2 separate regions of the Homo sapiens genome follow, and region 2 is linked to region 1. Evidence: read pairs that join two places in POLR2A ChIA-PET (ENCODE). Cell type or tissue: CD4-positive, alpha-beta T cell. All regions are shown on one strand. Region 1 has its middle 66 kb from the start of SLC35G1. Region 2 has its middle 9.0 kb from the start of SLC35G1.

What was found. ChIA-PET counts read pairs that join two places held together with the same protein. Peaks named below come from ENCODE experiments on the same cell type or tissue, not always from the same donor. Only the 100,000 strongest peaks of a DNase experiment are listed, where the experiment ranks them.
Region 2: POLR2A ChIA-PET joins it to region 1 with 7 read pairs; 3 of 35 experiments call an interaction of 5 or more read pairs at or near these places.

What each region holds. Positions count from the first base shown.
Region 1 is chr10:93,825,097-93,830,096 of GRCh38, reverse strand. No RefSeq gene overlaps it. Among named protein-coding and RNA genes, the nearest start is that of SLC35G1, 66 kb to the left of the region's middle. In CD4-positive, alpha-beta T cell, no CTCF peak of the experiment used is centred here; a DNase peak (open chromatin) is centred at 2,856.
Region 2 is chr10:93,882,500-93,887,499 of GRCh38, reverse strand. No RefSeq gene overlaps it. Among named protein-coding and RNA genes, the nearest start is that of SLC35G1, 9.0 kb to the left of the region's middle. In CD4-positive, alpha-beta T cell, no CTCF peak of the experiment used is centred here; no DNase peak of the experiment used is centred here.

The DNA.
Region 1 (5,000 bases):
TGATTAAACCCTTTGGAAGATTCCTTCTCTTATTTCCAGTGGAACATCTTGCAGCAGGAACCTGAGGCTCCATGTTGAAGCTAGGTTCCTGCATCTGCCACCTGGATCTTAAGCCACCTTGTCACTGAGTTTCAAGACCCTTCTAACAGTAAGTGCCTCCTATGACATGTGATATGGTTTGGCTGTGTCCCCACCCAAATCTCACCTTGAATTGTAATAATCCCCATATATCAAGGCAGGTGGAGATAATTGAATCATGGGGGTGGTTTCCCCCATACTGTTCTCGTGGTAATGAATAAGTCTCACGAGATCTGATGGTTTTATAAAGGGGAGTTCACCTGCACATGCTCTCTTGCCTGCTGCCATGTAAGATGTGACTTTGCTCCTTATTCACCTTCTGCCATGATTGTGAGGCCTCCCCAGCCATGTGGAACCATGAGTTAATTGAATCTCTTTCCTTTATAAATTACCCAGTCTTGGTATGTCTTTATTAGTAGCATAAAAAACAGATTAATACAACATGCTTATCCTGCCTCTAAGCCTGTAGACTCAGTTATTCTAGAATGCTCAAGCCTTTCCAATGGGCCTGTGCAAACGTTGCCTGTCATTTAAAGCTATCTCCTCCCTAAAGTCTTTCCCAGTGACTCTGACTTCTCACAGCCCCTGTTGTGGTCAGCATAATATTCTCCTTGGCTATGACTTCGTAGACCTGCATTCTTTTAAACTCTGCTCCCAGAGACTATGATGATCAGCCTGGTCCAGGAACTTACTTTCCATCTGAAGGAGATTCAAGGGGAAAGAGAAAGAGAGTGGCCAAACAGATAGAGACAGGACTGATTCTCTGCTTTCTACAGTTCTTGGTTGACTTCAGAGACAGGCCTTCCTAATTTGGATCAAACTGGTCTTTCTAGTTCAAGGCCACAGGTCATAGTATGGAAGCTTCTTAAACTTTAGGAGCAGAAGAATCACTTAGGAGGCTTACTACAAATGCAAATTTCCAGGGGTCAGCCCCAGAGGTTCTCCTTCAGTAAATCTGGTGAGTCCTGAGAATCTGCATTTATACAAGCACCCCCAGGTAATTGAGATATTGCTTATCTGTGAACATTTTGTAAAATACTTGCATAATGAAGTGCAAGGAACCATTGCCCACCTCTGCCTCTTCTGTGTAACAGGGTTCTCTATTGTAAGACAGGATCCTAAAATTCTAGTTCATCCAACAAACATTTATTTAATCCAATGTCATACTAGGCATACAGATTAGGCCATAAAAATATTTGGGACATACCTATACTAAAAAGGTATTAGTTGCTTATCTCAAATTCAAATTTAACCAGGCATTTTGTATTTTACTTGGCATTGCCAGGTGGCATGGGGCTGGGAGGAATTGCTGCAATTTGGGTCCTCTGGCAGGCAGACTGAGATGGAGTTCACTGCTCAGGATGTTTATTAGGAAGCACCCTTGAAATCAACACATGTGGAAGAGAGAAGGAAGCTAGATCAGGCTGAGAAAGAAGGCAAATTGAGATGCAGGCCCAACATCCTTGACCAGTCCAACAGGTGGCTGTGAGCCAAAAAGCATCAGAATTGCTCTGCAATGGACTGAAATAGCTGGGACTTTATACGCCGGCTTTCATCCATTACTGAGTACAAGCCATCCCAGGAAGAGTGTAACACTAGGCAAGGCAGCTCTTTGCAGCTGAGGCAGGAGCTGAAGGGGCAGCAGCACTCTTAGCAGCCAGGTAAGTCCTTCTTTGAGTGGGGATCCCTCTTCTTTGAAGGCAGGGAATCTCAGCCGGGTGCGATGGCTCATGCCTGTAGTCACAGCACTTTGAGGGACCGAGCTGGGTAGATCAGTTGAGGTCAGGAGTTTGAGACCAGCCTGGCCAACATTGTGAATCCATCTCTACTAAAAATACTATATATATATCTAAATTAGCTGGGTGTGGTGGTGGGCGCCTGTAATCCTAGCTACTCTGGAGGCTGAGGCAAGAGAATCACTTGAACCCAGGAGGCAGAGGCTGCAGTGAGCTGAGATTGTGCCACTGCACTCCAGCCTGGGTAACAGAACAAGAGTTTGTCTCAACACACATGCACACACACACACACACCCCACAAAAATGTAGTGAATCTCTGTGGCCCCTACAAGAGTCTGAGATCTAGCTACGAAGCCAGTCTGTGGGTTCCATCCATTAAAAATTAATGTGATCTTATTTTATGCTTGAGAGATCATAACACCTGGATATAGTGGTTACATTGATTCAGCCAGAAGCCTCTGGCCTACAATAGTATACCACCGCTGGCTTTTTTGAGCTACTTCACAGTGTGATATTTTTGTGGACACCAATTTTCAAACCTCCACAACCCAGAAAATAGAATTGTCCAAAGTGAATGAGTGATTCATGGTGGAAACTCTCAGGGTTTAAGGAACAGAGCTGATGGAAAGCTGTGACAACCAGCTAATCATGAGGTGATCAACGCCTTTCATTCCAACAGTAGATTGTGACCAGGATAGTTTACCTAACACTGTCTCGGGGTTGCTGTATTTCCCATTCTTCATCCACTTATTCAGCCAACTGGTGCTAATTGACCTTTGGGCACAGAAATAAGAGCTCTTATTCCTTACGTATAGAATTCCTGAAAGCTTCCTATTATTAATAGGACAGCTTGAGTGAAGATGGAAAGGTTGTTCTTGATACTTAATATGTTTAGGTATTTCACTTTTTCATATCTTCCAATGCCTCATTTGCCTTTCTTTGAAGCATCACAGCCTCTCTTTCCTCTACATCAATAATTTATATATTTAAAAAAACCGCACTGGTTTCCATAGCAACTTCAAAGGTGAACAGCTCATCTAGGCCAGGAGGATCTTCAGAAACTGTTTATGATAAAATCACCAGGTCTTCTAGAGAAAAAAAAAAAAAAGCCAGCGACTTAAAACATTTAAAAGCTAACACTGTGGGAGAATACCTCCCCCCAAAACATGCGCGCATGCACACGCACACGCACACACACATACACACACACACGAGAGAGAGAGAGAGAGAGAAAGAGAGTGGCCTGATGGTGTACTGTGGAATTTGGTGCATTCTGGCATCTTTTTACAGTGTGGGAATGGGGCACAATTCCCTTAGCGACGTAGGCACAACACTATGCTGGGGGATGTGGGACTGGAGAAAAGGAATGAACCCTAACAAAAATGAGAATAATATTTTCCTGCTATAAAGTTTCATGGGGACCTCTTGGGTGCCCAGGGCTGAGTTCCTCATCTTTGTCAAATGTTGGAAGAATGCTTAAGATTCGATTATCATATTTCTGATTTTGTAGAGGAAGAATACAGGCTTAGAGAAAAATGGTATTTTGGAGAGCAAAGGCCAGAAGAACAGAAAATAGAGAGAAGGCGGGTGGCCATGAAAATGTACCACTCAGGTCTCCTACTGTGAAGAGCAAAATTGCCTGACTGGCCCCAGGTGCTGCTTCCGGATTCAGCACCACAATGTGCTGAGCCACACTCCCCAGGGGGCTGATCCCTGGGACGGCTGAGCATAGCAGAGGCACTAAGGCAAGCCCACTCCAGCAAGAGGCGTGTGGCTCTGACTCGAGGACTGTGGTTTGAGACGCTTCCTCCCCAGTGCTCCTTCCTGTCCAATTTCTTTCCCTGGGAGTCAGCCTGCATTATAGTCTGAAACTCGTCCAGCCTTCTCCCTTCCTCAATAATTCTTCTTGTGTGTCTGATTCTTCAAAAACATCTGTTTCTAGTGAACCCAAACTAGGGCACATATCATTTGAAATGGACAAAACACAGAGAAGAGTTAAGATGCATTTTGAATATGCTGGCCAAAGTCATCTTGGTCTTTAAAGGAGTGAAGAATGAAGTGAGCCTCGTGGTTCATTAAGAATTCAGCCAAATGGATGCTCAGCACCTTGGGCAGACAACTGTGTGCAGTCCATGTGCTCATGATCAAACTTGAACAACTGCTCCTTAAATTCAATGGGTGTTGACACATAATGTTAGTGACCAAACTTTAGGGAGCAGAAGGAAAACAAAATGCCAAACTTCTTTTTTTTTTTTTTTTTTTTAGATGGAGTCTCGCTCTGTCACCCAGGCTGGAGTGCAGTGGCATGATCTCGGCTCACTGCAACCTCCACCTCCCGGGTTCAAGCCATTCTCCTGCCTCAGGCTCCCGACTACAGGTGTGTGCCACCATGCCTGGCTTAATTTTTTGTATTTTTAGTAGAGACGGGGTTTCACCATGTTGGTCAGGCTGGTCTCGATCTCCTGACCTCATGACCCGCCCTCCTTAGCCTCCCAAAGTGCTGGGATTACAGGTGTGAGCCACTGCGCCTGGCCACAAAATGCCAAACTTCTTAAAAGAATAGCTTGAGTGTGTGATTCGCTTCATTGGTCTCTGTGTAACATTATAGTTTGTATAATATATAATTATATTAGAAAGCTGGATTTTCTTCCACAAATATCCCGGTATGTCTTCATTTTCCCCCTCTTTCATCCCTATGATCACGAATCACCTGAAGCCCTCATTGTTTATTACCAGACTTACTTCAACAGTCTCCTGTTGGTCTTCCTGCCTCCTTCCTCCAAGCTCCTGGGACTGGACAGTTGATTTTTCTAAACCACAGATTTGACTACATCAACCCTATGCTTAAAACCCTCCAGAGGCTCCTGCTCATTTCTTTCAAAATAAAACTGAACTCTTTAATTTGGCTTATGAGACCTTCAACGAGGCAGGTGACACCCTCTGGGTTCCACTCTCTTTACTCCTCAGCCAGACACAGGAGTTTCTTGGACTCTTAAGAGCCCTTCTTTAGAGTAGCTTGGCATATCCTGATGAAGTCCAGAGAGAGAAAGGCATGTCTCAGAGAGAACTGTGGGTGTTACTTTTGGCACATTGGGTATATATATATATATATATATATATATATATATATATATATATATATGTATGTATACCTGACCATATTTTTGAGTGACTGATACCAATTTA
Region 2 (5,000 bases), 57 kb before region 1:
CTGAGGAAATTTTAAAATATTTCTTGTAGAGTAGATCTGCTGGCAACAAATTCTCTGTTTTTGTTTGTCTAAAAAATGTATTTCTATTTTGTGTTTTGAGGAATATATGTGTTGGATATACAGTTATAGGTTGACAGTTTTTTTCTTTCAAGACCTTGAAAATCTTGTTCTATTTTCTTCTGGCTGACTTGTCTCTGATGATAAATCAGTGTTAATATTATCTTTGTCCCACTGTTTTTTCTGGCAACTTTTTTTTTAAAGGTGATCAACCTTATGTCATTTATATTTTATTTTATATTTTTAACTTTTTTTATTTTTAATTTTTATGGGTACATAGTAGGTGTATATATTGATGGAGTACATGAGGTATTTTGTTACAGGCACATAATGTGTAATAACCCCATCAGGGTAAATCCATCACTTTAAGAATTCATCATTTCTTTGTGTTACTAACATTTCAATTATACCCCCTCAGTTATTCCAAAATGTGTAACAAATTATTGCTGACTGTAGTCACCCTTTAGTGTTATCAAATACGAAATCATATTCATTGTATCTAAGTAATTTTTGTACCTACTCACCATCCCTTTTTCCTACCCCTGCCCACACTACACTTCCCAGCCTCTGGTAACCATCCTCCTACTCTCTGTCTCCATGAGTTCAATTGTTTTAAATTTAGCTCCCACAAATGAGTGAGAACATGTGAAGTTTGTCTTTCTGTGCCTGGCTTACTTCACTTAACATAATGTCCTCCAGTTCCAGCCACGTCATTGCAAATGACAGAATCTTATTCTTTTTTATGACTGAAAAGTATTCCACTGTGTATATGTACCACATTTTCTTTATCCATTCATTTGTTGATGGGCACTTAGGTTGATTCCAAATCCTGGCTATTGTGAATAGTGCTGCAATAAACATGGGCGTATAGATATCTCTTTGATATATTAATTTTCTTCCTTTTGGGTGTATACTTAGCAGTGGGGTTGATGGATCATATGGTAGTTCTATTTTAGTTTGTTGAGGAACCTCATACTGTTTTTATAGTGGCTGTACTAATTTACATTCCCACCAATATTGTATGAGGATTTCTCTTTCTCCACATCTTCACCCACATTCATTATTGCCTGTCTTTTTGATAAAAAAATATTTTAACTGGGGTGAGATGATATTTCATAGTAGGTTTAATTTGCACTTCTGTGGTGATCAGTGATTTTGAGCGCATTTTCATATACCTGTTTGCCATTTGGTGTCTTCTTTCGAGAAATGTCTATTCAGACCTTAAGCTCATTTTAAAATCAGACTATTAAATTTGTTTTGTTTCCTATTAAGTTGTTTGAGCTCCTTATATATTTGGGTTATTAATCCTTTGCCAGATGGGTAGTTTACAAATATTTCCACCCATTCTGTGGGTCATCTCTTCACTTTGATGATTGTTGCCTTTGTTGTGCAGAAGTTTTTTAATGTGATCCTCTTTGTCCTTCGTTGCTTTGGCAGCCTGTGCTTTTGGGGTACTGCTCAAGAAATTTCTGCCCAGACCAATGTCCTGGAGAGTTTCTCCAAAGTTTTATTTTAGTAGTTTCATAGTTTTGGGTATGAAATTTAAGTCTTTAATCCATTTTGATTTTATTTTTCTATATGGTGAGAGATAGGGGTCTAGTTTCATTCTGCTGTGTATTTATTGCAACATTTATTGAAGAGACTGTCTTTTCCCCATTGAATGTTTTTGGCAACTTTGTAAAAAATGAGTTCAGTGTAGATGTATGGACTTGTTTCTGGGTTCTCTATTCTGTTCCATTGATCTATGTGTCTGTTTTAATGCAAGTACCATCCCGTTTTGGTTACTATAGCTCTGTAGTATAACTTGAAGTCAGGTAACATGATTCCTTTAGTTTTGTTCTTTTTGTTCAGGATGGCTTTGGCTATTCTGGGTTTTTTGTGGTTCCATATACATTTTAGGATTGTTTTTTCTATATCTGTAAAGAATGTCATTGGTATTTTGATAGGGATTATATTGAATCTGTAGACTGCTTAGGGTAGTATGGACATTTTAATAATATTGATTCGTTCAATCCATGAACATGGAATATCTTTCTGTTTTTATTGTGCCCTGTTTAATTTCTTGCATCAATTTTTTATAGTTTTGATTGTAGAGATCTTTCACTTCTTTGGTTAAGTTTGTTCCTAAGTATTTTATTTGTAGCTGTTGTAAATGGAATTACTTTCTCAATTTCTTATTCAGACTGTTGCTGTTGGCATATAGAAATGCTACTGATTTTTGGCCGGGCATGGTGGCTAGCACCTGTAATCCCAGCACTTTGGGAGGCTGAGGCGGGTGGGTCACAAGGTCAGGAGATCAAGACCATCCTGGCTAACACAGTGAAACCCCGTCTCTACTAAAAAAAAAAAATACTAAAAAATTAGCCAGGCGTGGTGGCAGGCGCCTGTAGTCCCAGCTACTTGGAAGGCTGAGGCAGGAGAATGGTGTGAACCCGGGAGTTGGAGCTTGCAGTGAGCCGAGATCATGCCACTGCACTCCAGCCTGGGGGACAGAGCGAGACTCCGTCTCAAAAAAAAAAAAAAAAAAAGAAATGCTACTGATTTTTGTATGTTGATTTTGTATCCTATAACTTCACTGAATTTGTTTATCAGCTCTAATAGTTTTTTGGTGGTGTCTTTAGTTTCTTTAAATATAGGATTATATCATTTGCAAACAAAGATAATTTGACTTCTTCCTTTTCAATTTTCATGCCCTTTATTTCTTTCTCTTGTCTGATTGCTCTAGCTAGGACTTTCAGTCCTATGTTAAATAACAGTGGCGACAGTTAACATCCATTTGTTTCCAGGAATTTTTCACTTTTCTTCTTAATTTCTTCATTGGCCCACTGGTCATTCAGGAGCATATTGTTTAATTTCCGTGTGTTTGTATAGTTTCCACGTTCTTCTTGTTATTGATTTCTAGTGTTAGTCCATTGTGGTCGGAGAATATATTTTATATGATTTCGGTTTTTTTTTTTTTAATGTTTTAAGACTTTAGGCTGGATGTGGTAGCTCACGCCTGTAATGCTAGCACTTTTGGAGGCCAAGGCAGGTGGGCCACTTGAGTCCAGAGTTTGAGACCAGCCTGGGAAACATGGTAAAACTGTGTCTCTACAACAAATTACAAAAAATTAGCTGGGCATAGTGGCTTGTGCTTGTAGTCCCAGCTACCCAGGAGGCTGAGGTGGAAAGATCAGCTGAGCCTGGGAGGTCAAGGCTACAGTGAGCCATTACAGTGAGCCATGGTCACACCACTGCACTCCAGCCTGGGCAACAGAGTAAGACCCTGTCTCAATAAATAAATTAATTAAATAAATAAATATTGGCTTTACATATCTGGGTGCTCCAGCGTTGAGTGTATTTATATTTATAATCGTTATATCCTGTTGTTGAATCGATCCTTTTTCCATTATATAATGACCATCTTTGTTTGTATTTATAGTTTTTGTCTTGAAATGTATTTTATCTGATATAGGTATAGCTACTCCTGCTCTTGTTTTGATTTTCATTTGCATGGAATATCTTTTTCCATCCCTTCATTTTCAGTCCATGTGTGTCTTTGTAGGTAAAGTGTGTTTTTTGTAGGCAACAGATCACTGGGTCTTGTTTTGTTTTGTGTTTTTAATCCATGTAGCCAGTCTATGTCTTTGGTTTGGAGAGTTTAGTCCATTTACGTTCAATGTTATTAATGATAAGTAAAGACTTACTCCTACCATTTTGTTATTTGTTTTCTGGTTGTTTTGTGGTCTTCTCTTCCTTCTTTCCTTCCTGTCTTCCTTTTTTTTGGAAGTGATTTTTTTCTGGTGGTATGTTTTGATTTTTTCTTTTTTTTGTGTGTGTAACTGTTGTAGGTATTTGATTTGAGGTTACCATGAGGCTTGCAAATAACGTCTTGTAACCCATTATTTTAAGCGAATGACAACTCTGATTGCAAAATTGAACAAAGAAGCTAACAAACAAGCAAGGAGAAAACTAATACAAATTCAATACTTTAACTTCATCTCCTCTCAAGTTTTTGTTGTTTCTGTTTATATCTTATTATACTCTCTGTCTTAAAAATTTGTTGCAGTTATTATTCTTGATAGGTGCATCTTTTTAGTCTTCCTACTTAAGATAGAAGTAGTTTGCACACCACAATTACACTGTTACAGTATTCTTTATTTGTTTGTGTACTTGTTGTTACTTACCGGTAAGTTTTGTACCTTCAGATGATTTCTTATTGCTCATTAATGTCCCTTTCTTTCAGATTGAATTCCCGTTAGCATTTCTTATAGGACAGGTCTGGTGTTTAAAAAAAAAATCACTCAATTTTTGTTAGTCTGATAAAGTCTTTATTTCTCCTTCATGTTTGAAAGATATTTTCACTGGATATAATATTCCAGGATAAAAGGGTTTTTTTCAGCACTTTAAATATATCATACTACTCTTCTGGCCTGTAAGGTTTCCACTGAAAAATCTGCTGCCAGACATACTGGAGCTGCCTTATATGTTACTTATTTCTTTTGTCTTGGTGCTTTTAGGATCTTTTCTTTATCCTTGACCTTTGGGAGTTTGATTATTAAATGACTTGAGGTAGTCTTATTTGGGTTAAATTTGCTTGGTGTTGTATAACCTTCTTGTACTTGAATATTGACATCTTTCTCTAGGTTTGGAAAGTTCTTCGTTATTATCTCTTTGAATAAACTACCCTATTCTCTCTCTCTACCACCTCTTTAAGGCCAATAATTTAGATTTTCCCTTTTGAGGCTGTTTTCTAGACCATGTAAGCATGCTTCATTTTTTTTATTCTTTTTTCTTTTGACTTCACTGACTCTGTATTTTCAAATAGCCTGTCTTCAAGCTCACTAATTCTTTCTTCTGCTTGATCAGTTTTGCTGTTGAGAGATTCTGATGCATTCTTCAGTTTATCAATTGCATTGACTAGCTCCAGAATTTCTGCCTGATAATTATTTCTGCTTTTTAAT